Regions from separate parts of the Homo sapiens genome. Here region 1 is linked to region 2. The links are chromatin loops, found by intact Hi-C in ENCODE. Cell type or tissue: ovary. All regions are shown on one strand. Each heading gives the region's core, and the rest is flanking DNA. Links, peaks and the distances in the headings are about the cores only. Region 1 has its middle 42 kb from the start of EPHB3. Region 2 has its middle 35 kb from the start of MAGEF1.

Region 1 (15,336 bases), core at 5,657-8,156, 73 kb after region 2:
AGCGATGGTAGAGATGGAAACAGTGATGGTGGTAGAAACGGAAATGTGACAATGGTGGTGGTCGGTGGTGGTCATGGCAGCAGCAAGCAAACCCAGGCTAGCGATGGTAAATCTGGGCTTCACAGCCCTCCTGCCTGGCATCTGTGATGGCCGCTCACACTAGCCTGTTCTTTCCATGTCTTAGCTGAGAGAAGCGGGTACAAGATTTTGGGCCCAGCCTCGTTCTGGTGGTCACTATCCAGTTAGTCCTGGGGCAGTGAGCCCCTCTCTGCCCACACAGGATGACTAGATATGGGCCCTGAGAGGCCTGTGTGAGGGGAGACTTTTCTCTAGACCCAAAGGGGTGGGCCCAACCTGAGAGTCCCCCACAGCCAAGAAGAGAAGGCTCCTGGGGCTTGGTGGAGGCAGGCTGTCTGCCTAAGCCTGGAAGCTTCCTCCCCTGTTAACTGAAGGCTATCAGAGCCCCGCCCCAACCCCCAAGAACTAGGGGGCTGGGAAGGGTGAGCTAAAGACCTCCCTCCAACTTGGCTTCCGTCAGGATGTGGCTGTTTCCTTGAGTGAAAATCAGATGAAAACGCCCCCCAGGTCTGTGGGCCTCAGTAGCCTTGGGGGCAGGAGAGACGGTGGGTTGCAGAGCCTGTGTTAGGCTTCATGGAGTGGGTGGTGGAAGAGGGGGTTGCCAACATGGGCTGGACCCCCCGAAACATTCCTGAGGCTGGGAGCTCAGCTCCAGATGGAAAAACATCTTGCCTACCTCCTTGTTCTCAGCAGGGCCCCCAGCTGGCTGTGTGATCTTGACGAGGCCCTTGAGCCAATTCAGCCTCCTGACATTCCCCTAAATCCTAAAGAGTTGGCTGAGATGATCTCTCAGGTCCTTTGGCTACAGGTCCAGTTCCCTAAATACACATCACACCCTGACTCTCCCCACAAGCCTGTCGCAGCCGGTCCGCTTCACCCACCCTCTCTGCCTGGAGGGCTGGCCTCCTTGCCTGCTGTGGCCCCATCTCAAGGCCTAGCTCAAAGCCAGTTCTGCTGCAAAGCCCCACTGCACCCAGCAGGCAGAAGTGACCTCTTCCTCTGCTGGACCCCCATAGCCTTTATCTCCCCTCTGCCTTGAATTGTCAGACAGAAGGGTGCCACGTTTGGCACCTTCACCAGCTTGGCCTTGTTCATCTCCTACCCCTAGCAGCAGCCAGCACAGGCCTGACAGAGAGGACGCTGCAAAGTGGAAAAGAGTGAGTGAATTTTCAAGTGGAGAAACTGAGGCACCAGTGGTCAAGTGACCAAGGCTAGAACCCAGATCTCTGGGTCCCCAGCACCTTGGCAACCATGGCACTGGGGCTGAAAAGGCTCACACCCATCTAGTTCTTGCGAAGTGTCTCCCAAACCCGTGTAATGAGCAAACCTCTTGAAAGGAAAAGCAATTCTCACAGATCCCATCTGTGAATTCCCAGAAGTTCACAGACCCATACTGGAGCAACGCCAACGTAAGGAACTGAAGTTCTAGTCTATGAAAATGTTTAACTGCAAAGAGTTCTGTCTTTATAACTGCTAAAATATTTTAACATCATTGAAATTTACATCCAAAATTTAAAACTCTTCAGAGCACTTAGGAACTCTGAAAGTAGATACCCTAGTTTGAGAAACACTGTCCTGGCTGAGAAACTAATTCACAGGAAGGTGTGAATGACTGATACATCCTTTTCACCATGTTGCTAGGTCCAAGGGCAATTTGCACTTTTACATATACCCTTAGAAAGAGCAATGCGTCCAGTATGGGCAACATGGCGAGACCTTTCTACAAAAAATTTACAAATTAGCCAGGTATGGTAGTGCATGCCTGTAATCCCAGCTACTCCAGAGGCTGAGGTAGGAGGATTGCTTAAGCCCAGGAGTTCAAGGCTACAATGAGCTATGATAGCACCACTGCATTCCACCCTCAGTGACAGGGTGAGACCCTGTCTCAAAAATTAAAAAAAGAAAGACAGCCAGGTGCGGTGGCTCACACCGGTAATCCCAGCACTTTGGGAGGCTGAGGCAGGTGGATCACGAGGGCAGGAGATTGAGATCATCCTGGCCAACATAGTGAAACCCCATCTCTACTAAAAATACAAAAAAATTAGCCAGGCGTGGTGGCATGTGCCTGTAGTCCCAGCTACTCAGGAGGCTGAGGCAGGAGGATCGCTTGAACCCGGGAGGCAGAGGTTGCAATGAGCCGAGATTGTGCCACTGCACTCCAGCCGGGGTGACAAAGTGAGACTCCATCTCAAAAAAAAAAAAAAGAGGGAGAGAGAGAAAAAAAGAAAGAAAGAAAGATAGAAGGAAAGAAAGAGACGATGCTTAATTTAACAGGTAACGCATATAAGGTGAAATGGCAGTCCTTCTTGGGTCAGCCTGTAGGGTGACTTGGGGGTCTTCAAAAACAGCTCTTTCCAGGATACCAACTCATGCTTTTCTTAAGCTGGAGGTGGATATGGAGCGGATGGGGGTGGAGAGAGGTTCTAGGTTCCAGTAACAAAAGGGATGGCTTCCCCAGACTTCCCTCCCAAACTGCCACTCTGCTTCCCAGTCAGCCCTGCTGATAGAGGGGAGATGGTCTCTCCACAGCACTGCATACAGCCCACTGTTCCCCCTTGCCCCCACTTTCCCCCACCACACAGTGCACAGATGCTCCCTCCAGGCTGCCCTGACACACACTCATCTCTACAGGAAAGAGGTATTTTTGGGGGGATGACTGTTCTGTGATTGTGTGATTTCCTTTCTCATGTTGCAAAAGATCCTGTAGTGATATGCAAGGGGCAGGGGCTTTTGATTCATAGAGATCTGAGTGCAAAGTCTGGCTCAACTTCTTTTTATGTGGGTGATCTTAGCCAAGGTGCTCAGCCTGTCTGAACCTCACTTTTCTCACCTATAAATTTAGGGTAGCACCTTCTATTTCAAGCCTTGTAAGCATTAGAAACAAAGAATTGAATGTTCTTGGTCCACTCTTAATTAATGGCAGTGGTAATTCTACTGGCTAAGGAAGGCTGTGAAAAGCCACATGTGAGGTGGTTAGAAGTGTGGATTCTCAAGACCCTGGCCTGGGTCTGAATCCCCGCTTGGCCACTTTCTAGCTGTGTGACCTTGGGTAGCAACTTAAGCCTATGCCTCCATGTCCTCATCTATGAAATGGGGATCATAATTACAGTTATCTCACATAATTGTTAAAAGGATAAAGTCACTCAAAATATTGAAACACTTAAAGCAGTATCTAGGCCGGATGCAATGGCTCACTCCTGCAATCCCAGCATTTTGGGAGGCCGAGGCAGGCAAATTGCCTGAGCTCAGGAGTTTGCCACCAGCCTGGGCAACACGGTGAAACCCCGTCTTTACTAAAATACAAAAAATTAGCTGGGGGTGGTGGCGTGCGCCTGTAGTCCCAGCTACTCAGGAGGCTGAGGCAAGACAATTGCTTGAACCCAGGAGGCAGAGGTTGCAGTGTGGGGAGATTGCGCCACTGCACTCCAGCCTGGGTGACAGAGCGAGACTCTGTCTGAAAAAAACAAAACAAAACAAAAAACAAAAAACAAAAAAAAGCAGTGTCTAATAGTCTAATACAGTAAAGGCTCAAAAATATGAGTCATGTTATTATCATCAATAGGCTGGGGTGGATATGCCTATGGGACGGGGGAAGTGCGGCCACAACTGCCCAGTCCCACCTTTGCTAAGCTTAGTTTGGCATCCCGTTCCCTCCCATCTGCCACCTCCTCAAACTACTGACCTTCCTGTTTTCATTTAGTACCCAGGGCCAGCCTGCCCCACCATGGTGACCCTCTTCTTCCCTGGTTCTTTCAGAAAGCTGAACCCATTCCTCTGCCCTCCCTGAAAACTGCCATCTTCTGTCCCATGCAGCCTGTTAGCTTGTCCCTGCAGCCCATGGGGAGTGGGCATCACTCAGTGTCTGGCTGACTGCCATGAGACTCTAGGTAGCCAGCCGTCACCCCGAGCTACTGGGGTCGTGCGATCCTCCTTGGAGTATAAGAATGTGCACCGAGAAAGGAATTCGGGTGCCTCCGTTATCTACAGAGTAAGTTCCTCCTCAGAGCTGCCCTAAATCGCTGCTACTTGTCTTGGGCTCTTCTTCGCTTCTTCACAATGCTTTCTTCAGCTAGTGGACCTTTGGCAGAGCTGTAGAGACTCAGGGTAATACAAATGAAAACAAAAGTGAAAAACTCTTTTTCATTCAGTAGATTGCCCCCCACCCCAAACTTATCTATATGGAGAGAGAAAGAGACAGAGAGAATACCCAGTAGTAGCGAGGGTGTCAGTGGGTGGGCACACTCATAGTTTAATGGAGGCAGTGGAAACTGATAGAGCATCTTTGGAGAGAAGTCTAGTACTATCTATAAGAATTTAAAACAAGCATACCATTAACCCATTGATGTCATTTTTAAGAATCTATCCTCTAGAAGCACTTGTGTCATTACAAAGATATTCTCACAAGGATGTTCAGTGGGCATTACCTGTAATTCCAAGACTGGAGACAACACAAATGTTCAGTGGTAGAGGAATAGATAAATAAGAAATGAAATATTTATGCAAAGGAGTAGTACACAACTTAAAAACAATAGGCCTATATATATAAGCGTGGAAATATTAAGAGAAAAATAGCATGTTGCAGAATAAAATATATGGTTTGATCTCATTTGGCTTGGTGGTGGCACAGCCTACCATTTCCCCCTCTCCTCTCAGCTGGGTTGGGGGCTTCCTGCTAAGTTCAAGCTGGCTCAGGGCAGCCTGTACTCAGTTGAGAATGCCCAGCCCCTTCCTTCCAGCCAAACGGGTCAGTGCTCCCAGGATGGCCACACCCAGGGAGGGAAGGACTGCCAAGGCCCCAGGGTCAGGACTCTTGCCCAGAGGACCCCACAGGAAGCAGCCTCATTTTGGGAGCAGACAGACCTGGGTTCAAACCATTCTTTCATCTCATTATCACTAGCTGAATGATCTTGGGCAAGGTTCTTTACTGCTCCGACCCTCAGTTTCTCTATCTGTAAAATGGAAATAACACAGACCACACTGGGTGGTGAGAATTCAGTGAGACCATGAATCCCAAGTCAATCTCAGTAAGCGCCTTCCCTTTCCCATGAGCTCAAAGGTTTCTATTACTTTGCTTTCAAATTCCTGTAACCCACCCTCAGTGGCAGCCCTGCTCATCAGCCCTTTCTGTCCAACCTACCCTACTCCTGCTTGAGTCTCCATGGTGGATTCTTCCAGATGCACTCTTTTTTTTTTTTTTTGAGATGTAGTCTCACTCTGTCGCCCAGGCTGGAGTGCAGTGGCATGATCTCGGCTCACTGTAACCTCCGCCTCCTGGGTTCAAGCAATTCTCCTGCCTCAGCCTCCCAAGTAGCTCGCACTATAGGTGTGCGCCACCATGCCTGGCTAATTTTTGTATTTTTAATAGAGATGGGGTTTCTCCACGTTGGCCAGGCTGGTCTCTAACTCCTGACTTCAGGTGATCTGCCCGCCTCGGCCTCCCAAAGTGCTGGGATTACAGGCATGAGCTACTGTGCCCAGCCCAAATCTGCTCTTGGTTCTTTAGTCTGTGAAGAACACCGAGGCCTCCTCCAATACTGAGCTGAGTTGAGTAAGGCCAATGGAGGGTGTTCCCTCCCTTCAAAATACCCTGAATTTCACCCTTCTTTCTTCGTCTCCTCTTCCACCACTTCCTCCTCTCCCCTTCCTCCTCCCCACTTCCAACCTGTCTCCTACTTCTTCCAACCTGCACCCTGCCTGGCTCCCACCCACTAGGCCTTCTTCAGGACTTGACTCAATCAGTCATCTCCCTTTTCTCTCCTTGGCATCTTCAACCCACCCTCCCCTCCACCCCAACTCTATGATTAAGCTCAAGTCGGTCCCACCATAGAATACCCACTCCTCTACACTACTCCCCATCCACCTCCCATTTTCTTTTACAGCGGAGCACCTCCTGACACTCCGTCCAACAATCGGAGGACCTCTGTTCGACCTCCCTCTACTGCCCACTCTCCACCTCTGGGCAACAGTGAAGACAGTCGCAGGCCCTTGACAGTGTGCACCCGGCTCTCCTAGGACTCTGTCCCGCGACGCACACCTCCCACAATTCTGTCCCCTTTCCATCCTCCAAGAGCCACCCGAGGGCTGGCTTTCCATCTTTTTGCTGACAGAGTGACTGAGCTTGGGAAGAAACTTGACCGTGTTCTCTCTTTTTCAGAGGAGGAAACTGAAGCTCCTACACGTCCCTAAGTAACTTCCCCAAGGCCACACAGCGGGTGAGCAGGAGAGCAAGAGTTGTCTTTTATCCAGGAATCAAGTGCTTCCGGAAGTTTCCCGCTCTCCGGAACTTCTTCCCTTCCACTCCACACTTTCTCAGCCTCCAGAAAAGCCCAGCCAGGTGCATATTAGCATAAAAACGTCCCGTCCCTAATTAGTAGCTATTTCCTCTTGGGTGGGTCAGAGCCCTCGGCCTGGGTCTCTGCCTTTAGCCCAGCCTCCCCACACTCTCCGCCCAGGGCCCGGGAGTCTCCGAGCACCTTCCCCAAGAGGGGGCGGGAGGCGCCCCCCAGGCCAGACCCCCCACCCACCCTCGCCCGGCCCCGCCGGGACGCGCCCCTCCGGCCCCAATCCCCGCTGCCTAGAGCACGCAGCGCGCGCCTCCGGAGCGTGGGAGGGTTTGATTGACCTTGGCAAGGGGCGGCAGCGCTCTCAAAGGCCTCGGCCCCTCGCGGTCGCCCCGGCGCGGGGGCTCCGGTTTCTGCAGCCACCATCTCGGTTTCTCGCCCAGCCAGGGCTCGGGGGAGGGGTGCTGGGATCGGCCCTGTCCGACCCCCGGCAGCAGCGCTGGGCTGCGGGAGACGAGATCTGATGAAAATGTCTCGGGGCTGTCCACCCTGTACCGTCAGCAAGCCCGGAGCACTGGGAGCCAGGGCTGGGAGGCGACGCGGGGCGGGGGCGCTGCAGCAGCAGCGAGGCCTCGGCACCGTCCTCCGCTCCCCGCGGCCCCCCTTCCGCCTGCACCGAGGGTCAGGCCGGCTCGGAGTGGGAGGGTGGAGCCCACCGACCTCTGCCTCTCAGAAAGAGTGGCCGCTGTGCCCTCCGTGGCCCAGGTCCGACTACTGAACGTTTCCAAGCCACCTACCTTGCTTCTACCCCTTACCCGCTGGGAGAAACCCCCACTTCCCCAAAGCTCTAGAGGCGAGACCCTGGGTTCCTAGTCCGCTTTGTGGTCCTTGGACAATTGCTTCCCCGTTTCCCCAAGTGTAAAACAGGACGTCAGGACCCTTTTCGTTTGGTTGTTGTGAGGATTCACAAAGCACCCGCCGCAGTGAGCCCAGGGTCCCACCCAGCATCAACCAAAGGTTTCAGGAGCTCTAGGATCGCCTTCCCCCTCAACCCATTGTTTGCAAATGTTGCCTATGTTTGCGTTTTTCTGCGAAAAGCCTTCACCCTTAGATAAGAGGGGTCAGCAATGGTGCGAGAGCTTCAAGTGTATTTGGAGGAGAAGGAGGTAGAATTTTGGAACACAGCTGTATCCTGGAAAAATCAGAGTCCAAGATTTTCCCCAGGAAAACAAAAAGTAAATGCCTTAATGAAAGAACACAATGTTTCAATATTGTTTAATAACGATTATTATGCCCATTTTATAGATGACAGAACTGAGGCTCAAATGACTCCCTGGAGATGGCAGAACTGTTTAAACCATGGAGTTAGTAGTTGAATCCAGCTCCTTTCATTCCAAACTGTGTGCTCTTTGCTGCTCTGCGCTGCCCTTGGACATGACTATTTTGTGCTATTTATAGTTTCTGAGCTTATCACTTTTTTCTTAATATTGGTGAATTTTTTTAAGGGACTCCAGCCTGTTCTAACTGCGCTCAGGGAGGATAAAGAGGAAAGTGTGTCTCTGCACTTGTGCCGGGCTTCAAAATACCAGGCACGGGGTGTTGGGGGAGTTGGGGATGGGTGGAGTGGCAGGGAAGGAGCCTCCAGGGAAGGCGAGGTTCCACCAGCTGGAGTGGAGGGTTCTAGGGAAGCCCCTGGGGATCTCCTCTGGCTCTAGCCATGGAGAGCCTTAAACACAGCTCTCCCACACCTCCCACACCCAGGATCCGGAGTCAGCCCTGCAGTGCCCAGCCACAGGCCTGCCCAACTCAGCGGGAAAGGATGCTTGGTCCGGAGGTGGCCCAGCAATAGGTCTGCTCCCCTGGGGGTATTTGCCTGGCAGCCAGGGTAGGACACACCTCTGGGAGGACAGACAGGCATTCAGAGGTTGAGACAGGGAGAGACAAAGGTGGGGAGGAAGCACTAGAATGAGAGGGATAGACAGGAACACAGAGAGGGAACAAGGGAGCTATTCAGAGAGTCAGAAAGAGAGGGGAGGCCGCCAGGGAGAGAGAAAAGACAGAGAAAGAGGGGCGAAAAGAGAGACAGGCAGGCAAGGGGGTGGTGGGCAAGAAGGGGAGGAGAGCAGGGGGAGAGAGAGGGAGGAGTGAGAAAGCTGGGCAGGAACAAGAGACAAAACAGAGATGAAGAAGAAACGGGAGAAAGGGGAGAGGGAGAGGTAAAAAAGAGAAGTGGAGAGGAGCAGAAAGGAGGAAGAGTAGAAAATGGGGGAGAGGGAGAGGAGAGAAGCCCAGGGGCAGGAAAGCAGAGGCAGCGCCAAGAGCTGGAGAGAGGGAAAGAGTGAGGGGCGACGAGGAGGACCGAGGGGCAACAAGGAGGATCGAGGGGCGGTGGGTGGGACCGTGTGCTAAGCCTTTTCTTTCTCCTTTTTGGGGTGGGCGGCGGATCTCCGCAGAGATAACCCAGTCAAGCCCCCTGCCCCCCGTCCCAGCGAGGGGCCGCAGCTGTATAAATACCGGGGGTGGGGGAGCTGGGCTGCCGCCCAGGGGTCAGCGACACCGGAGAAGGCTTTGCTGTCATTAGCTAATTGAGCCCCAGATGTTAAGAAAAGGTTACGTCCTCCTCCGGAGAGTTTTTCTTTTTAAACACTTTACACAGATTCCCCGGCCAAAATGGCCAGGAGGGGCCCGCCGCCCCCAGCCTCCCCTCCCGCCCCGCCCGCGGGCCCCAGCCCCGGGGCTCCCCGAAGCCGCCAGCCGCGGCTGCTGCCCCTGTAATCCAAGTGGCCTGCCCGGAGGTGCGGCCGCCAGGAGCGGCGGGGACCACCGGCGGCGGAGCCGGCCCCCGGCCCGGGCGGCAGACTGGGAGGTCAGCCCGGAGGGAGGGCGTTGGGGAGCGGGGTACCCCGGGGAGGGGGGCTCTCAGGCTCTTAATCCCCCTGAAGGTTGCAGATCAAAGGTGCTTGTACGAGGCCGAGGCGGGGCGGGTGGGTCGGGGGCCGGCTCGGGCCGCAGCCTTCCCCTTGCTCTGCGGGCTGGGGCTCCCGGGCCAAGGACCCCAGACCGACAGCCCTCGGGAGGTGGCTCCGGCTGCGGCGAGGACTGTGGGCCTCTCTGGCTCGGGTTCGCCTGCGGGAAGGTGGCCAAGGCGCCCCCACGGGCCTTCGTGGAACTTCCCCCTACCCGGGTCGAGGGAAGGGTGTAGGTGCCTGCCTCCCCCCACCCCAGAACAGAACGCTACAGTGCCAGGCACTTGACAGATATTCTTTCATTTAATCCTCACTGCGATCTAATGGGTTTTTAAAAAATTGTTATTATTATTAGCTCATAAACGAGGAAACAGGTTTCTAAGAGGTTAAAGCCGCTTGCCCAAGGACATACACCGCTAGAAAGTGACAGAGCTAGCATTCTACCAGGCTCAAAGCCCCGCCCTTCCCACCTGGCTACCCCCGCAGCCCCTCCACTCTTTCCTCTTCTCTCCCACCCTCTTCGTCTGTCCTCTCAGGCTCCTTCAGTTCCACAAGAACAACCCACCCACCTGTGGCCCTGGCGAGTGAGGCGGGGGTGGGGGGAGCAGGGCAGTGCCAAGGGTGCGGCCCATGTGGCAATAGCTACAGGCTAAATGTGAGGGATGGGGCTGGGCAAGCATGTGCCTGGGTTGAATCTGTGCTGAAAGAATGTTCGTATTCCCCCTCCCCAGAGGTGGGGCTCCCTGCTCAGAATAGAACCGAGCAAGTCAGAGCTAGAAGGGGCCTTCAAGACTGTGGGATCCAACCCTGTCTTTGAGATGAGGAAGCTGAGACAGGGAGAGGTAATGAGTCCTGCCCAAAGTCACACAGCCAGTTGGTGAGAGCAGGAATGAGAGGTCAGGTGATCAGTGAGTGCCTGTGTGGTGCCGGGCACTGGGATAGCTGCCACACTGCAAAGTGGGCACTATCTTCTCCATTCTAGAGATGTGGAAACTGAGGCTTAGAGAAGCTAAGTGTGCCCAGGGTCTCTCAGGTAGAAAGTGGAAGAGCTGGTTTTGAACCCAGATCTTTCTGACTCCAAAACGCCTTCCCTTTCCACCATCCCAAGAACACTGGGCTAAGGAGTAGAGATTGGTTGAGAGAGGGTCATGCACTGAACAACTCTAGAGACAGGAGGGAAAGGGGATGCAGGCTGAGGAGCATTCCATTCTGCAACCTGAGTAATCAGGTCCCTTCTCCACGGCCTCCTCGCTAAAATGGCCTAAATACTGAGGTCCTTCCAGAATCCCCTCTTGAGAGTATTGGTGGGAGGGGAGAAAGTGCTCTTCTGGGTTGCAAAAGTCTCCTGGGGTGGTGGCTCTTCTGGGTTGCAAAAGTCTGGAGATACAAGAGAGGGCTTCATCCACAGGCTTCCTCTGATTCCTGACCTGCAGGAGGCCACGGTTCAGCTCCAGGCAGGTGAAGGGGCCTTACAGCTTAGCTCCTTCATGCCAGAACCATACCTGGCTTCCCAGGGGCCACCAAGAGTGCAGTGTCCCTCCTCCCTGTCCCTATTGGATATGCCCTACCAGCCCGGCTCCATCCACAGACTCCTGAAGCTTCATCCTCATATTCCTCCCGCTTCGTAGTCCTGTCTACCTCTTCTTAGCTTCCTGCTGACTCCATTACACTCATTTATCCATAAGTGCATTCAACACAATTTATCAGGGGCCTGTACTATGTGTCAACACTGTGCCAGGCACTGGGGATACAGCTGAAAGCCAACTGTCCTTTTCGAGCTTGCAGCCCTGGGAGAGGGCAGAATTAACCAAGAAAATATGTGTGTAAGTGTCTAATAACAAATTGGTAAGCAGTGTGAAGGAAAGTACCCAGTGCTTTGAGAAGTTACATCAGTAAGGACACTGTGTGTATGGGATGATTATTGAGACTACAGAGGCTAAACATTACTATTACTAATAATTACCCAAAGAATGGGGCCAAGGCACCCCACTTGCAATCGTGCCCACACGCCATCTGTGATTCCATAGTGGATCTTCAGCCTTCCCCCAACGGTGGACTGCCCAGTCTGTCCTGGAGGGCCCAGCTGATATGGGCGAAAGTGGGGTGATCTGATGGTGGCCTCAATGCCAACAGTCCCCTCCATTTCCTGGGGCAGAGTTTGGGCTGGCCTGGTCCAGAGGTGGTAAGGAGGCCGAGGGAGAGGTTGTTCACCCAGGTAGCAGAACAGGGCCCAGGCTTGGGACTAGGAGGACTGGGTGCTGGGAGGGGGTGCAGCTAGAATGGGGGAAGGTGTCGTGCGCTCACCTTATGGGTATTTGGCATTGTCACTCAAGGAAAAATTACTCCCTGCTCTGCTTCCAACCAGATCCTCCCATCCACCCTCACACTGACACACATGCACTCTCTCTGGCCCTTGAGACAGGCCTGCCCAGTATGGTGAGCAGACCTTAGCGTGGGAATCAAACAGCCTTGGGCCTAAGTCCCACTCCAGCCAGTTCCTGACTGTGTGACCTCAGGCAAGGCTCCTGGTATCCCTGAGCCTCCTGTTCCTTTGTGTTCTTTGAGATGACATTAGCCTGTCATCTCCATGTGTGGCTGTAAGCATTCAATGAATCCTGGATAGAAAGCACCAAATACAGTACCTGGCCCATGGCTGGCCATTAATAAATGACAGCTGACACTCTGATTATATAACAGGATAATTAATATATAATGGTAATAAAAGAAACCTCATTCATGCCCTCTGGGCTCCCACCTGGTTCCCGAGCCTCTCTGGGAGGTCACTTCCACAGCCGACCTCTTGTGAAAGGGAGTTTTACAGATCTGTGAAAAATGTCTGGGCAGCCCCAGAACCTGTTGCGATAAAGGCAGGAGAGTCTGGGAGCCCCCCGTGTGTGCTGCTGGGCGTGCGGACAACGCCTCCTGATTTTGAACCCAAGGCCCTCTGAGCACAAGGCTAACATCTGTCCCACCATACTGGGTAGGGCCTGCTCCAGCTCTACAGTTTTCATAGGCTGGAGGTCTGGGCTAGAGAGGACTGGCCTAGCTGGGTCTTCTCAGCCAGCCAGGCACAGTCACAGCCACCACCACTGCTGCCGGTTCAGCCGCTGCAGGGCACAGAGCACACCTGGAACCCATTAGGCCCGGCCAGGAGCTTGTTCCCTCTCAGCATAAATAGAGTGAGTGGAGTTTGTTTTGACTACTTTAAATTGTGCAGATTTTAGAGCCTGAGAATTGGAACCCCCCAATGCCCTGATGGACAAACAGACCAAGAGACAGAGGGCTGAGGCAGCAGGAAGAGCCGAGTCCCGGCTAGTTCCTTGTCACCTTCCCTGCTTAGCTGGGCGTCTGGTCATGATCATCGCAGCCACTCTTCGTGGAGTGTGTGCTGCGCGCATGATGCTTGCTCGTGGGCCTTATCTTCCCAGCAACTATGCAAGGTAGAAATTACGGTCACTGACTTCCAGATGAGGAGGGGCAAGGACTTGCCCAAGGTCATTTGGCCTGTAAGTGGCAGGTCTGGATTCCATACCAGACGTGCCTGATGCCAAGGCCAGTGGGGGTCTTTCCAAGGGACCACCAAAGTGGGGTGGGGGAAAGAGCTCTGGGTCACTGTCAGAAACACAAGGCACACAGAGCTGATGTTGCTCAGACCCCGACCCCAGCCCAGAGGACGGGAGTCAACGTCTGTGCTGGGCTCCTTCTCAACCAAGTTGCCAGCGCCTGACCCCAACCGCCCCAGGCAGTGATGCCCCCCAGGTCAGGGTCAGGTTGACCTTGGCAGGAGGGAGAGCCTGCGGGCCCTGGGCGGCTGCCAAGACCTCTTGAAATGAAAGGGAACCTTGTCCTGTCCCACACAGGGCTCATTCTCTGAGCACTCTCAAGCCAGCCCAGCCCTGTGGACCAAGGCCCGATCCCTCTGTGCCAGCTATTCATAGACTCACGGAAGAGCATCCGTTGCCAGGGGCAGGGCCCTGAGAAGTCCCCGAGCCCAGCCCCCAAAGTTTACACTTGTGGAAACTGAGGCCCAGGGAGAGGAGGGACTCCCTCAAGGCCACACGATGAGTTAATGGCAGAGCAGAGACTCAAATCCCATCCCTGGCTTCCTAGGCCTGGGCCTTTTCCCCAGGATCCTGGGCCTCACCCCAAACAGGCAGCCCTGCCCCACCCCCTCCCTCATGGAGACATCCACAGCTATGCTCCCTGACCCCCTCTTCACTCCCACAGAGGGACCAGCAATAAATGCTTGTTGGAGTCTCCACTTTGAACTCTTCAATCATCCCAGCTACCCCAGCAAGAGGGGGCTGCCTTGGGAGGTCATGAGTACCCATCCCCGGGAGTGGCCAAGCAGAGTCTGGGTGCCATCTGTCATGGGGGTTGGAGAGGGGCTTTCTGCCCCTGGGAGAGGAGTGGGGATGCCACTGTCAGAGAAATGGTCTCTCTGGACCTTTCCAGCTGGCCTGACTGGGCTCCTCAGAGCCCTGGGGCAACAGGTGAGACCTAGAAAGCTTGAGGCCCAGAGGCCCAAAGGGCCGCCCCCGCATAATGTATGGACTCCATCCTTGAGGGACTGGTATGCAGTGGGGAAGACAAATCTGGAAAGATTCTGTTTGGGGAACTGTGCGCTGCCCACTCTCCCCCAGGGGCTTCTCACACCTCTCACCATTGAAAGCCCACACCTGCCAACGATGGCAGTTCTGGTCAGCACAAGAGCCACCAGGCATGGTCTCTGATTCCATTGTCCCTTGCATCCTGGGGCATGGATCCCTGGGGCGGCATCAGTGCATGGAAATCCTGGAGGTAGACAAGACTTCCTGGGAAACCCAGCTAGAGGTGAAACCCAGCTAGAGGTTTCAAGGGGGATCAGACCAGCCCAGCCAAATTATCCCCAGCCTGTGCCCCAGGTTTGGCCCAGCCCAGTGGGTTTGTTCAAACTCAAGAGTAAGGACCTGGCTGGGTACCGAGGCTCACATCTGTAATCCCAGCACTTTGGGAGGCCGAGGCAGGCGGATCACCTGGGGTCAAGAGTTGGAATATAGCCTGGCCAACATGGTGAAACCACGTCTCTACTGAAAATACAAAAATTAGCCAGGCATGGTGGCACGTGCCCAGCTACTCAGAAGGCTGAGGCAGGAAAATTGCTTGAACCCGGGAGGCAGAGGTTGCAGTGGGCCAAGATTGCACCACTGCATCTAGCCTGGGCCACAGAGCGAGACTCTGTCTCACAAAAAAAGGAAAAAAAAAAAAGAGTAGGGACCTGGAGTGGCCCGACTCGATGCCTCACCACACACCACCTAGGGATTTCTGTGAAGAGAGAACCTGAGGCCTGGAGAAGAAGGTGAGCCTTCGGGGATGGGAGGGGCAGGAGAGTGGGGGAAGGTCAGGGCAGGGGAAGGGTTGGTCAAAGTTATAAAATCTAGTTGTGAGAAAACATTATTACCCAGGAAATGAACACACTGCTGCCCTTCAGCCTCCCCTCGGAGGAACAGAACATAACACAAGTGTCAGCCCCTTCTGCTGGTTGAAATATCTCAGTGTACCTGAATGGGGATCTGGCTGAAGCCAGGTAAGGCCTGGGCTGAAGCAGGGACAGGAGGGCAGTACAAAGGGGTGCCGGGTGCTCAGTCAACAGCCACAGGAACCTGGATGGGGAAGGAGTGAGGGGGCAGGAATGAGACATTGGAAGGGGAGACTAGAGGGGGAGGGCACAGGAAACGACCTGTGATGGACCTTTGTGGGAGCAAGGACAGCAGGTGGTGAGACTTGGGGGTTGGAACAGCAGTGGCAGTTCATGTTCAAGTGCTCGTTGTTGGCGGCCCCCGGCTGGCTGCATCCTTCCTCCATGGTGCAGACCTTGGTGATGGCCAGCCAAAGCACATCCTAGGCCTCACGTGTCCCCTGGGGCAGTGGCCAAGTGGGGCAACACTCGGTGCAGGAAGACACCAGCCATGGCAGGAAGGATGAGTGGGCGCAGGAGAAGCAGGCATCTCAAGACTCTTGAAAATACTGAG
Region 2 (15,336 bases), core at 6,073-8,572:
ATCCCGTTTAGTCAAGCCTTTAACACACCACCTATTTTGAAAACAAAGCAATTACATGGACTCAGAGCTGGTCCAAAAAATCCAGGCAGCCCTTGGTGGTGGCAGATTGGGGAGGGGACCTGCAGGTGGTGGAGGCACTAGTAGGGTAGGGTTAGGGCACCTGCCACCCACCCAGGAGCCACCAGAGTCAGGTCTCTTGCCTTCTTGACCATGAAGGACCTGTGCTCTCAATAGTGTTCCTGGGTCAGAGAGTTGCTAAGAGAGACTGAGTGTGGGAGAATGATACATTAGAATCCAAGGAGCCTCTCTCATTCGCCCACTGTCCTTTTCAGAGCTGTCCTGTCCTTGTTAGAGGCCTGCCTGCGGAGGGCAGCCCTGAAACTCCCCTGGCTCTGAAACTGCTCGGCGCACAGCAGAGCGCAGCACAGACCCGAATCCTTATGGGCCCCGAGGCTAGCTCTCCAGCCTCTCAGCCTGCTTTTGGATACTCTCAAACAGGTACTCTGGGATGGAGGTGGCGGCACACCTGTAATCCCAGCACTTTGGGAGGCCAGGGCGGGTGGATCACCTGAGGTCAGGAGTTCGAGACCAGCCTGAGCAACATGGAGAAACCCCCGTCTCTCCTAAAAATACAAAATTAGCTGGGCATGGTGGTGCATGCCTGTAATCCCAGCTACTCAGGAGGCTGAAGCAGGAGAATGGCTCAAACCCAGGAGGCGGAGGTTGTGGTGAGCTGAGATCGTGCCATTGCACTCCAGCCTAGGCAACAAGAGCGAAACTCTGTCTCAAAAAAAAAAAAACAAAACAAAAATTAGTTGGGTGTGATGGTGCCCACCTGTAATCTCAGCTACTCGGGAGGCTGAGGCAGGAGAATAGCTTGAAGCCAGGAGGTGGAGGTTGCAGTGAGCCGAGATCATGCTACTGCACTCCAGCCTGTATGCTGTACGCCCAACCTGGGCAACAGAGCGAAACTCCATCTCAAAACAAACAAACAAACAAACAAAAAACAACTCAGGTACTCTGAGGTTTAGTCAGTATTTATCAAGGGGCTGCTGAATGCCTCATTTGAGAACTGTTGCAAACAGGAAGAAAGCACCCTACCCCTGGACGTGTAGATTCTTGTGACTGAATCACTGAAAGCAAAGGCAGCATAGTCTAGGGAGCAATGGCTGGAGTCAGGCTTGCCGGGGGGTTGAGTGCTTCCTCCTGGCTCCCCTCCACTGATTTAACAAGTAAGTTACTTTAACCTTTCTAAGCCTCAGCTTCTTCATCTGCAGAATGGGGTTAATCTAATTTACCTCGCCGAGTTGTGATAAGGATTAAAGATACTATACGTAAAGTGCCAGATGTTCAGGAAAGGTGTCCAGGTAGGCATTCAGGAAAGTTGGTTATCATTAAAGTAGCACAAAACACATGTAAAATGCTAAAGGGACAGCATATAAAGCACAGGGTCAGAGCATTGAGGGGTGAAGGAGCAACTGGTTCTTCTGGCGCAGGAATTCTCAACCCTTGCTATGCATTAGATTACCTGGAGCCCTTTAAACTATGCTGATGCCCAGGTCCCAACCTGACCAATTAAACTCACCCTGACTCCGATTAAGAATGGAGTCCGGCTGGGCGCAGTGGCTCACGCCTGTAATCCCTTCGGGAGGCCAAGGCGGGCGCATCACCTGAGGTCGGGAGTTCGAGACAAGCCTGACCAACATGGAGAAACCATGTCTCTACTAAAAATACACAATTAGCCAGGCATAGTGGTGCATGCCTGTAATCCTGACTACTCAGAAGACTGAGGCAGGAGAATTGCTTGAACCCAGGAGGTGGAGGTTGCAGTGAGCCAAGATCACGCCATTGCACTACAGCCTGCGCAACATGAGCAAAACTTTGTCTCAAAAAAAAAAAAAAAAGAGTCCACTCACGCCTGTAATCCCAGCACTTTGGGAGGCCGAGACGAGTGGATCACCTTAAGTCAGGAGTTCAAGACCAGCCTGACCAATATGGTGAAACCCCATCTTTCTAAAAATACAAAAATTAGCTGGGCATGGTGGTGTGCACCTGTAGTCCCAGCTATTTGGGAGGCTGAGACAGGAGAATTGCTTGAACCCTGGAGGTGGAGGTTGCAGTGAGCTGAGATCGCACCACTACACTCCAGCCTGGGCAACAGAGACAGACTCCCTCTCAAAAAACAAACAAACAAACAGAAAAAGAATGGAGTCCAGGCCTGGGCATATATATATATATTTTGTTGTTGTTGTTGTTGTTTGTTTGTTGTGTTTTTTTGTTGTTTTTTAATAGAAAACTTCCCAGGTGATTTCTGGGTGCATCCAAGGAGAACCAGTGCTCTAAAAAGTGTTTTGAAATGTGATTTGGAAAGGACAAGGAAGGAAACCAACACGTATTGAGTTAACTGCTCTCTGCTAGTAGATTTCACAGCTGTTGGCTTATCTCTTTCTCCTAGTAATCATCTGAAGCAGGTACTTTTAATCCCATTTGGAACAAAAGGAAATAGAGGTTTGGAAAGGTTACATACCAAATAGCACCGAAAGGGAAATCTGCCCACAACCCAGCCCAGGTACTTTCACTGCATGGTGCTCCAGAGCAGGCTGGCTGGTAGACATTACTGCAAGCCAACATGGGAGCCACATGGGTAATTTCACACATTCTAGTAGCCACATTTAAAATGTAAAAAGAAACAGGGGAAATTCATTTTAATAATATATTCTATTTAATCAAATATATCCATATTATTTTAACATGTAATCAATATAAAAATTATAAGCATTACTAATGAGATAGTTTACATTTCTTTTTTTTTTTTTTTTTTTGAGATAGAGTCTTACTCAGGCTGGAGTGCAGTGGCATGATCTTGGCTCACTGCAACCTCTGCCTCCCAGGTGTTCAAGTGATTCTCCTGCCTCAGTCTCCCGAGTAGCTGGGATCACAGGCGCCTGCCATCATGCCCAGCTAATTTTTGTATTTTTAGTAGAGATGGGGTTTCACCATGTTGGCCAGGCTGGCCTCAAACTCCTGACCTCAGGTGATCCACCCACCTTGGCCTCCCAAAGTGCTGTGATTACAGGTGTGAGCCACCGCGCCCAGCCTACATTACTTTTTTCATGCTGAATCTTCATTATCTGGGTGTATATCTTACAGCACATCTCAATTGGGATTGGCCACAAGTGCTCCATAGTCATGGGTGGTTGGTGGCTGCCATATTGGACTGTCTAAAGGGACGGGTGACCTGGAGCATCTTGAGCAGATAATAAGAGCAGGTGGTGGGGGCTGAGGACTTTCAGGCAGTAGGGAATAACCGCGGGTTCTTGAGTGAGAGAGTATCCTGGCACAGCGCTCTCACGCTGTGGAGTTTGGAGGCTGCCAAGGAGCTAGAACAAGAAGTTCAAGGACAATGAGAGATCGAAGGAGGAAACCCCAGCAGATGACCAGCCCCACAAGTAGGACTGGGAGCCTTGGCCCTTGCCCTCACCTGAGACTGGAGGAGACCCCAGACGGGGACTGTAAGTATGAATTTACCTCCATGGGGAGGTAGGCAGGTCACCTTGGCAGGCCCTGGTTGGGAGAAGGCTGTTGAGGACCCAGGGGCTGTTTTACGGTTCCTTTGGCTCCCCATTCACGGAAGCAGACTCACACCAGATCCCTCCTGCCTGCTCCCCCCACCACTCCTGCAGCCCATAAAGGGTAATGAAGCTGAAGTTAAAACAGTCACATGAAACCCACTCATTTGAAAGGGCACCTGCTTTAAAGGCCAAATTTCCTGAGCCCAGGTTTATACATTAAGCTACAGAAAGACCTAATTAATTCAGACCCCACTCACTCTGAATTTGGGATAAATTCTGCCTCGGGCTGGTCTGAAGTCTTTCCTTTTGCACTATCTATGAAGAAATGGTTTGCTAAGCAAATAAATAGTGCAGGCCAGATTACAGAGACAGGTCTGGCTTACTTAACTGTTTTTAAGAACTTTAAAAATCACTTTAGCAGCCTCATTCCCAGAAAGTTAATGAGATCATTACAGCTGGTCCTTATCTATTTATTTCAGCATTTCAGTTTTCCAAGCACCTTTATACCCATTAGTTAATGTGACCTGGGGTGGGGAATCCTGTTATTTCTCAGCTTCCAGCAACAGACTTAGTGCCTGGCACACAGTTGGTACTTAATGTTTGCTAAATGAAGGAAGTAGGCCTGGTAAACAATACTAGTCCCATCTTACAGATGAGAAAAAATGAGGCTCAGAGAAGTTAGTTATAATATATTCTGTCCTGGCCACAATGGCTTTGGGGTGTCCCTAGAGCTAGACCAGCCACATAGCTAGTTAGTGATGATATCAGAGCTTGAACCAATGCTGGTTGCGGGTTTCTCTCCACTCTATTACATGTTACCAGGGCTGCTGCTTGACAGCAGTTTATTATCTGAGTTTGAGGAACAGTCTGTTCTTAGGGACCACAACAAAAAAGTCCCATTTTTTTTTTTTTTTTTTTTTTTTTTTGAGACGGAGTCTCGCTCTGTCGCCCAGGCTGGAGTGCAGTGGCGCGATCATCTCGGCTCACTGCAAGCTCTGTCTCCCGGATTCACGTCATTCTCCTGCCTCAGCCTCCCGAGTAGCTGGGACTACAGGGGCCCGCCACCACGCCCGGCTAATTTTTTGTATTTTTTAGTAGAGATGGGGTTTCACTGTGTTAGCCAGGATGGTCTCGATCTCCTGACCTTGTGATCCGCCTTCCAGAGTGCTGGGATTACAGGTGTGAGCCACTGCGCCCGGCCCATTTTTCTTTTGTAAATTGCATTTTCCCCAGGGAAAGGAATCACTGCGTTCTGGAATGTGTGCCTCCGCACTAATCAGCAACAATCCCCTTCTGTGCAGCACCTGACTCTGACACAGGCCTCCTGACACCCGTGGCCCTTGGGATGTCAGGGCCAGTACAGGTCACTTTCCTCCCTGGGGTGGAAGAAATGGGGGCTGCTGCAAATCTATCTGGTCCTGGCTCCTCCGGGGAGTGCTTCCCGAGGCACAGGCCTCCCAGGAAGGATGGTCTTTGTCCTCTGGGTATACCCTTCCCCCACATCAGGGGAGCAGCCTCTGTGGGCTGGGTCTTTCTTGCCACTTATGGGGGGATAGGAAGAGGCCGGTCTCTGTCTCTCTGCCCTTTGTTCTGGAGGCTTGGCTGACTTGGAACACTGCGCAGGGAAAATTCCCTGACCGTGAGATCTGCAGGCTGCAGGGTCCCTGGGGAAGGCTGGCCAGGGGCTCTTTCGAGCTGCAGCTGGAAAGAGGGGTTGGGTTTCAGCGAGCCGGGCTCGGGGACGGCAGCCCGCCTCCCTGGCGGTAAGGGAGCTGGCCCGGCGAGCCAGCTGTGCCTGACAGCTTCCTGTCGAGAGCTGAGGGCCCACATGACCGCTCCCCACTTTGTGGATTAGGGGGCGAAAGGCCCAAGAGGGAGGGAGAGCAGGAGGGGCACTCAGGTGCTCTCTGGCCCAGCTGGGGATGGGGTGAGAAGCAGAGCACCAAAACATTTTTTGTGAAATGAATTCTGCGGGCTCCCGGTCACACGGTCCAGCAAGCTGGCTCGCCCTGGAGAGGGGGTGTGGGGCTGGGGATGCGGTGAGCCTTGGCACTGACTGGGGCCATGGACTGTTTGTTTAAAGTCCCCCTCCCTGCAACCTGACTACACACATCCCCACAGTGTCTGCCAGAGAGGCAATGTGGTAGCCACAGCGCTATGTGTTGAAGAGGAGATGGGATCTGGCCGTGACGCGGGAAAGAACCCAGGCCTGGATTAAAGGGCAGTGCACGCTCTGACCACCCTGGTCTCTCCCGAACTGGACCCCCTGAGCCAAGGGCAGCTGAGGCCAGAGAACTGGGCCTCCCACTGAAGCCGTCCTGACCAGGGATGCCAGGCCTGGCCTAGAGATGCCCCGTTCTGTCCAACAAGCGTTTATTGAGCACCTACTGTATATGGAAGTGTGCACAGAGATAAGTCAAACACAGCCCTGTCTTAAGGAGATACGCTTGAGATGATAAGCTCTGAGTATGACAGGGTGCAGTGCAGGCACACAGAGAAGCTTGGCACCCCAGGGTGCAGCCTTGGGGTTCACAGAGGGCTTCCTGGAGTCAATGATGCCTCAGAGGGAGGAGGAGGCCAGCAGGGCGGTGAAGTCCCTAAGGACCCAGTTTAGCAGTGGGTTTCTGGGGACAGTTGCAGATCCCCACCTCATAGGCAGACCTGTGCACACCTGCCCTGCCATCACCACGTAAGAGTGGCCTAGAACCCCAAAGGTCTCCGGTGAGGAACAGCAAACTGGGCACAGGCCTTGCCGGGGTTTCTGGGTCAGCTGAGCTCACTTCCCCTGTCCCTGGTCCACACACCTTGAGAATGATGCAATAGATGTCAGGGAGAAGGAGGGGGTGCCGTGCAGCCCACCAGGTGTGGGCCTTCCCCTTCACTGACCTCTAAACAAGACCCCACAGCCCTGGGGCAAAAGCCCCGGGCACCGACACTTCACTAATATCTGAGCTTTTGTGCTGTTGAACACCAAGGAGCCTTGGCCTCCTCCCTGGAGGGATTTCTGGTGCAGCTATCGGCCCTGTAGGTGATTTTTGTTCCAGCTCTATCTCTATTGTTTACATAGCTCAGAGTTCCATGGAGTGAGAGAAACATGCTTTCCTTTCCACTAAAGGTGCTATGAAAAACAGCCGGTCTGTGGAGGGGCAGGAGGGAAGGCCGTGTGTGCTGTTCGGCCCCTCATTCTGACAGGCTCTTCTGGTCTCCAGAGTCCTCTCTGTCCAGGATACCTGTTTGTCACGCTCTCCCTGGAGCTGGCTCAGCTGGAGGCTCTGGGACTCGGAAGGAGCCCCCATTCTAGAACTCTCACTGGGAGTTCTGGCTCTACGAATGGAGTTGTCCCTGCATGGAGTCCTACAGGCCTGGATGCCACCAAAAGAGGGGGCAGTGGAATGCTACTCCCCCTCTAATCTGGCCACCAACTGCCACCTTATCTGCAGGCCCTGACAAGGGTGACAGAAGCTGATGCCTGGATGTCCAGCAGGCAGGACGATGGGAGAGCGGAGGGGGCAGATGGTAGAGAAGGAGGCAAAAAGCAGCCCCACTCACCCTGGGGAGGGACCGAAATCTCCTGCTTTAAAGCCAGCAGGTTCCGCCTCTGGGTATTCTCTCCAGCACCATTTTTCCTTCTTCACTACAGAGATTTTATTTCTCTCTTGCTTGGTTTGAGAACTGTCCTGATGCAGCGGGCAGATGTCTGAGTACTTGAGGGCTCCGGTGATGACTCCTCAGGGTCTCCGCCTGAAGACTTGGTTCAAAGCTCCCAGCCCTCTAGCAGACCTCACCCCTGCCTCTTACCGTTTCCTCTTTCCTTCCTCCTGCAACTTCCCCTTTCTCTGCCTGCATGCAGCCCCTGTGTCTCCAGCACATTCTCCTTTGGGTCTCCGCGTCTTTGGCACTCACGTTCTGCATGTTACTTATCCTGTCCATCGGCCAACAAGCAATGGGTCATGTCACTTTACTTCCCTGGTTTTCATGTCTATGAAATGGTAAAAGTCATGGATGGTGGTGGGTTGTCTGGTGGTCTTGAGAGTCCCTGCAAGACCTTCTACCCTAAGATTTGAAGTATTTACTTATTGATGCCCTGATGCCTGAGCGGGCATTATGGAAAAAAAAAAAAAGAGGCTGCCCAATACCAGCCTGACCAACATGGAGAAAACCCGTGTCTACTAAAAATGCAAAATTAGCTGGGCATGGTGGCACATGCCTGTAATCCCAGCTACTCAGGAGGCTGAGGCAGGAGAATCGCTTGAACCCGGGAGGTGGAGGTTGCAGTGAGCTGAGATTGCACCACTGCACTTCAGCCCGGGCAACAAGAGCGAAACTCTGTCTCAAAAAAAAAAAAAAAAAAAGAGGCTGCCCAATATGTGCACTGGGACTCTCTACCCTTCTTCATTCGAGGCCAGCCTAGGGCTGAGGAGTGATCCCTTTACAGATTCAAGCTGCCACAGGTCAAATGATAGAATGGCGTGCAGCAGGATGGGGAAGCCCAGTGGGAAACGGGGCAGCAGGATGGGCTGGAACAAGCCTTCAGCCCTACCTCTCTCCTTTGACTACTCCAAATATTCTTGACTTCTGAAAAATTCCCAAATGTTTCCGAGCCAAGAATCCCCCAAAGGAGTGGCTCAGTGTCTGGGGTTACAGAGACTTTGTTACTGCAGCAAAGCATACTACAACCCATTTACTGGTTTAATTTAATTATTTATGATAACACTTCAGAGTAAAAACTACACTTGTCAAAATAAAGGGGACTTTGTGCTGCAGTGACCCAGATTTTATTGTTGCATTACCTAATGCACCGAAACCTGGTAATCGGCACCAGATCTCCCTGCCACTTGGGCAAATCAGCACTGAATGAGGAAGGCTGAAATGGATTACTGCTTCCTGGGGGAATTATTTTCAACGATTCAAACAAAATGGCATTTTGATTTTCTTCCTCCCACTCTAGTTGCATCCCCTTTCCCCCAAATAACCTGGTTTCTACACATATATTTGACTGTTTGCCGTTACCTCTGTGCCCTTAGATCACCTCCCTTTCTTTGCACATACAGTTTCTTCTGCCTAGGATGCCTTCTCCACCACTCACTAGACAAATCATTCCTAACCATGTCGGCACAACAGATTCCCCCATGCATTTGAGAAGAAATTCAGATTTGGCCAGGCACGGTGGCTCACGCCTGTAATCCCAGTATTTTGGGAGGCTGAGGTGAGTGGATTACCTGAGGTCAGGAGTTCAAGACCAGCCTGGCCAACATGGGGAAACCCCGTCTCTACTGAAAATACAAAAATTAGCTGGGCATGATGGTGCATGCCTGTAATCCCAGCTACTTGGGAGGCTGAGACAGGAGAATCGCTTGAACCCAGGGGTCAGAGGTTGCAGTGAGCTGAGATTGTACCACTGCACTCCAGCCTGGGTGACAGAGTGAGACTCTGTCTCAAAAAATAAATAAATAAATAAAAGAAACCCCGCCTCTACTGAAAATACAAAAATTAGCTGGGCATGCTGTCGCGCGCCTGTAATCCCAGCTACTCAGGAGACTGAGGCAGAAGAATTGCTTGAACCCAGGAGGCGGAAGTTGCAGTGAGCTGAGATTGCACCACTGCACTCCAGCCTGGGCGACAGAGCAAAACTCTATCTAAAAAAAAAAAAAAAAAAGAGAGAGATAGAAATTCAGATTCCCGGGAGCCACACTGAAGAACTCCCACCGAGCTTAAATCTTGCCTCTCTATGAAGCCACCCCTGGGGTCCATGCCCTGTCCAGCACTTTCTCCTCCGTGGCTCACCAGCCCTCTGCCCTTTCCCCGACAGCTTCTACTCCTTGACCATAAGTCCTCTGAGGGCAGGGTCTTTCTCTTTTACCTCTGTATCCTCAGCAAGCATAGTGTCTGCCCACGTGGAAGTTCAATAAAAGGTGGCCGGTTGCATGTTGGGCAGTATTTTGAGGAATTAAGACTTTGCTGGAGTTATTCATACTAAGGTCAGAGCACCAACTTCTGTCCTCACCCAGACCCTGAGCCCCTCTCCTTCCCACCTGGAACCTGCAGGTCCACATTCTTCCTTGGGCAGAAATGGCCTTTTTTTTTTTTGGTTGAAAGACCTTTGAGGGTGAGAAATTCCCGGCTACACTGTGTGATGGGGCTTAGGGAGATGTGGATTCACAGCAGGGTACAATGGGCATGTAATCTGGCCTCACCATTCACAGCAAGCCTGTCAGGACCAGCTTCAGATGCTTACTCCTTATTAATGGCCCTCCCCTGAGTCCCAAGGCTAACAGGTTCTCTCAATACCCTACTGCCTCCCTCAGCTCCTGACACTCCATTATTCACAGCAGTGACCGTGGTGATGACAGCCTAGGTGACCCATGGCAAAATCTAGTGATAAGTAAGGAAGGGAAATTCACCTGTGGAAGGCCCCATCCACCCATCCATCCATCCACCCATCCATCCATCCACCCATCCATCCATCCACCCATCCATCCATCCACCCATCCATCCATCCATCCATCCACCCACCCATCCATCCACCCACCCACCCATCCATCCATCCATCCATCCACATAGTCATTTATTGCTAAGTCAGGAGGACACACACACACACACACACACACACACACACACACACACGACAAAGGAGACCTGGTCTCTGCAATTAAGGTGCTTACAATCTAGTTGGGGAGACAGATAGGAGTTACAATTCCAGTGCCCCAATCTCCATCCTCAACAACTCCATCTGTAGTAATTTCCCAGCGTTGGTGCTTTACGTTCACAAAGCACTTCCCGTCTGAGCTGGGGGTCCTCCCAAGGAGAGGAGGAGCACTCCCCAGTTTTGCCATCTCTAAAACCAAGTTGGAAAAGGTGGGCTCTGGGGTCCCTTCCTGCTCCAGTCCAGGTGGGTTTCTTTAGGAAGAACTCCTGGTACAGGAACTTCTTGGGACCCACAGTCTGCAAACTGATGGCTTCCTGGAGGTGTTTCCTAAGCAGCCAGGACTTTTCAAAGAAGACCTGATAAGCCATGAGGTCAGAGACCTTGGGGCTACTCAAACCGATTGCTGCATGCTAGAATTGCTTGAGGGCCTGAGGGGAAGAAATGGCAGTGCCTGGAACCCAACTGAATCAGTAGTTCCTAAAAGTTCCTCTGGTGACCCCAGTGTGCAGCCGGGGTTGAGAGCTGTGGACCTAACAAACTCTTCTATGCTTGAGGGGTCTGAAGCCAGGAGAGGCGTAACTTGAGTAGAGACACATGTAGAAAGTGCAAAGCTCAGAGCACAGATGCAGCACAGCTGAGGCCCTGTTTCCCATGCTGCTGGCTGCTTCTCCATGTCTTGTGAAAGCTTAGTCCTTTCTCACCCCACTTCCAAAGACGACCAGGCCCTGCTGGCCCTGGAGATCCTGCTCTGTCCCCATTCTGAGGACAGTGGCTAGAGCTGCTCCTGACCCCTTGATGTGTCCTTTCCTAATGTCCAGAGGAAGAGGGACAGGTGGGTGGCAGTTGAGGCAGGCCTGGGCCTTGAGTCCAGGGAGCGGCTTTTGCCAGAGAAGATGGTGATCATTTGATTTAAACAAACGGGGCTTGTTCCTGGAAGACGTTTGTCTGCACGGGGCAGCAGCGCCATTCATCATGGCAGCTCTGAGGCTGGGGGCAAGAAGTCAGCTTTTCAGGGCCCCGGCCCACAGGGAGGAGCTTGGGGGCTGCTCTCCCAGGACCAGCCCCGAGAAGATGTTAGGAAAGCTAATGAGCAATGGGACAGCTGCAGCTTGTTACAGAGCGCCCGGGGCCCATTGTAACTGAGACCTTTAAATATACATTGTAGTCAAATAACCAGCATCCTCCCGCCCAACTGCAGGTCCACCAGGGCCAAGCTGGTCCACGCCCGGCCCACCCAGCTCCTCCCTCCTAGCCTCATCCTTCTGTCTGAGGGAGAAAAACCACTCTCCCACCCTCTTTGACTGGAAAGGAATCGATTATGACTGCAAGAGCTGGGTGTAGCCAGGTTCTCTGACCATCCTCACTCTTACTTCCCTCTAAATGGACACAACTGTAGCTCCATCACTGCCCTTGTCACCCTACCTAAGTCCCACTGGATTTCAGAAAATCAGCATGGCACTGTGGGTCTTTGGAGAACCTCTATAGGACGTATCTCCCACCAAGTCAGAACCTCCTGAAGCCACTGACAGCCAGCCTAAAATGCCTGTTCCGTGGTCCTCCACTCATATGCCTCCTCCAAAGCCCACTTCGGAGATTACCAACTCTGTCGAGCCTTCCCCGGCTTACCAAGGCAGAGCTGGTGGCCTGTCCCCTACACTGAATAAGTGTGTGGGTCATACCTCTTAGCCCAGGTGAAGCCGGGGGCCTGTGTGAGCTCCTTGAGAACAGGGACCAGTTTATATTCCCGTCTGATCCCCAGAGGCCAGCAGGTGCATGACACCTCGAAGACCTCAGGAAATGTGTGCGAAATGGACTCCTGTACTCCATCCATCCCATCCTTAATGGACGCATCCATCCAACACGTGGTAAGTGGGCTCTGCACAAAGGGAACTCTCACCCAGCAGCACACAGTGCTGGGAGCCAGGACCCCAGGTGAGAAGCCACTGGTTGTCCTCAGGGTCATGTCTGTAGGAGAGGTATTTTAGGTCGATTTCTAGGGAAGGAATCCTGAGCAGCGATGTCTAATTTGAAAGTGGAGTAGTAGAGGCAGGAAGAGAAGGCAGGGTTATGAAGCAGAAGGTAGCACTGCTTCTCAACAGAGCATCTGCCCTCACCAGTGAGCCTCCATTTACCACTGTACTCCACTACATCCTGGGGTACTCACCTGCCACGGTGTGCCCCACTTCATCATGGGGTACCTCAGCTCCCCACACTGTACCCCACTTCATCATGGAGCACCTCAGCTCCCCACACCATACTCCATCATGGGTAGCTCAGCTTCCCACACCGTACCCTACTTCATCATGGGCCTCCTCAGCTCCCCAACCATGCCCCACTTCATCATGGGGTACCTCATCTCCCCACACTGTACCCAACTTCATCATGGGGCACCTCAGCTCCCCATACCATACTCCATCATGGGTACCTCAGCTCCCCACACTGTACCCCACTTCATCATGGAGCACCTCAGCTCCCCACACCATACTCCATCATGGGTAGCTCAGCTTCCCACACCATACCCCATTTCATCATGGGGCACCTCAGTTCCCCACACCATACTCCATCATGGGTACCTCAGCTCCCCACACCATACCCCACTTCATCATGGGGCACCTCAGCTCCCCACACCATACACCATCATGGGTACCTCAGCTCCCCACACCGTACACCATTTCATCATGGGGCACCTCAGCTCCCCACACCATACCCCACTTCATCATGGAGCGCCTCAGCTCCCCACACCATATGCCATCATGGGTACCTCAGCTCTCCACACTGTACCCCACTTCATCATGGGGCACCTCAGCTCCCCACACCATACTCCATCATGGGTACCTCAGCTCCCCACACCTTACCCTACTTCATCATGGGCCTCCTCAGCTCCCCAACCATGCCCCACTTCATCATGGGGTACCTCATCTCCCCACACTGTACCCAACTTCATCATGGGGCACCTCAGCTCCCCACACCATACTCCATCATGGGTACCTCAGCTCCCCACACTGTACCCCACTTCATCATGGGGCACCTCAGCTCCCCACACCATACGCCATCATGGGTGCCTCAGCTCCCCACACTGTACCCCACTTCATCATGGGGCACCTCAGCTCCCCACACCATGCCCCACTTCATCATGGGGTACCTCAGCTCCCCACACCATACCCCACTTCATCATGGAGCACCTCAGCTCCCCACACCATACTCCATTCATCATGGGCACCTCAGCTCCCCACACTGTTCCCCATTTCATCATGGGGCATCTCAGCTCCCCACACTGTACCCCACTTCATCATGGGGTAGCTCAGCTCCCCACAGTGTACCCCCTTCATCCCAGGGTACCTCAGCTCCCCACACCATACCCCACTTCATTATGGGGTACCTCAGCTCCCCACACCATACTCCATTCATCATGGGCACCTCCGCTCCCCACACCATTCCCCACTTCATCACGGAGTACCTCAGCTCCCCACTGTGTACCCCCTTCATCCCAGGGTACCTCAGCTGCCCACACCATACCCCACTTCATCATGGGGTAGCTCAGCTCCCCACACCATACCCCCACTTCATCATGGGGTACCTCAGCTCCCCACAGTGTACCTCCTTCATCCCAGGGTACCTCAGCTTCCCACACCATACCCCACTTCATCATGGGGTAGCTCAGCTCCCCACACCATACCCCCACTTCATCATGGGGTAGCTCAGCTCCCCACACTGTACCCCCACTTCATCATGAAGTACCTCAGCTCCCTACACCGTACCCCACTTCATCCCAGGGTCGCTCAGCTCCCCACAGTGTACCCCAATTCATCCCAGGGCCGCTCAGCTCCCCACGGTGTACCTCACTGCATTGCAGTGCCAGTCAGCATACCACCTCATACTTCAGCATAAGTGCCTGAGAGGTGCCGTGTCCGGCGTGTGGCATGCTCTGTGAGGCTGTGCCGTGGGCAGCAGAGGAGGTCTGTCTCTAAGCCTGCTGGTTGGGAGAGGAAGAGAGGAGAGATGAGGGACCTCCGAGCAAGTGGACAGTAGGAATTTCTCTGCTGCAGATAAGAGTCTTTCCCGTCACCTGTACCAGCCCCAATGATATGGGCCAGGTGTCAGACCTCACTGATGTGGACATCCCAAACCAAGTGGTTGTGCACACGCATGTATTTGTGCATGTGAGAGAGAGAGAGAATGTGTGTGTGTGTGTGTGTGTGTGTGTGTGTGTGTGTGTGTGTGTGTGTGTGAAATGACATCCCCTGAACATTGGTTAGTTTGTACAGGCATTGTGCTGGGTGTTTTATAAACATCAACACATTCCATCTTTATCAACTCCTAGGGGGATGGTATAATTGAATCCATTTTACAGGTAGGGAAACTTGAGACTTATCCAGGATCACTTAGCTTATAAATTGTGGAGCTGGAATTTGAACACTGCTTTCTCCGACTCAAAAGTCTGTTACCCCGTGTCATAGATAGCCCAAAGATCATTATCTTGCTTGTGCTGACAGTGGGGAAGGCAGCACAAATCAGATGCAGCCAGGCCTGCCGGCCTCTGGTTAAAATTGGTTACAGGCATTCTGCCCCAGGGATAATTCAGAGGAGTCGAAGTTGACCGGCTCTCCCTGTATACCAGGCTTAGTACGGAGAGGCTTCACCTCCCTAAGGCGACCAGCAGCAAGTTGACTTCTCCAGGCAGCAGGCAGACTTCCTGCACACCTCACACAGGTGTGTAGTGTCCAGGTGCCTTCCTCCCCAGCCAAACCGGGCTCCTCCCAAGCCTGGACACCAAGTCAGCCCCTTCAGCCCCTCCCCACACCCCCGTGGCCTTGACCTGCCATTGGGTTTGCAATGAAGGCCCAAGTCCAGTCCCTCCTGCCATCTTTTGCATCCCTGCTTCCTGGCCTTAGAACCCCACAGAAGCAAAGTGCATGAGGTTCAGGGTCATGCTGTCGAAGACCTCCTCTCTCTTCCCCTGGCTCCTTCAACACTTGCAACATTAGATAGTTCAGAGCACGGACTGGTCTTCTATAGCTAAGAAAACTCTGCAGAATCTAGCACAGTGCCTGGTACACAGGGCTGATGATGCATCTGTGTAAGTTGCTTATAATATAGAGGCTGTCAGCCAAGTGGCCA

The links. Peaks named below come from ENCODE experiments on the same cell type or tissue, not always from the same donor. Only the 100,000 strongest peaks of a DNase experiment are listed, where the experiment ranks them.
Region 1: a loop joins it to region 2, with 1.9 times the contacts of the local background. A loop is called at or near these places in 3 of 110 quality-filtered maps.

What each region holds. Positions count from the first base shown.
Region 1 is chr3:184,595,800-184,611,135 of GRCh38, reverse strand. No RefSeq gene overlaps it. Among named protein-coding and RNA genes, the nearest start is that of EPHB3, 42 kb to the right of the region's middle. RefSeq lists enhancers at 844-1,345, 6,790-7,522 and a silencer at 13,081-13,375. In ovary, for the core only: a CTCF peak has its summit at 6,716; DNase peaks (open chromatin) are centred at 6,285, 6,845 and 8,075; H3K4me3 peaks cover 1,627 bases; H3K27ac peaks cover 2,051 bases.
Region 2 is chr3:184,669,181-184,684,516 of GRCh38, reverse strand. No RefSeq gene overlaps it. Among named protein-coding and RNA genes, the nearest start is that of MAGEF1, 35 kb to the left of the region's middle. RefSeq lists enhancers at 5,359-5,864, 5,865-6,369, 11,229-11,730. In ovary, for the core only: no CTCF peak of the experiment used is centred there; no DNase peak of the experiment used is centred there; H3K27ac peaks cover 19 bases.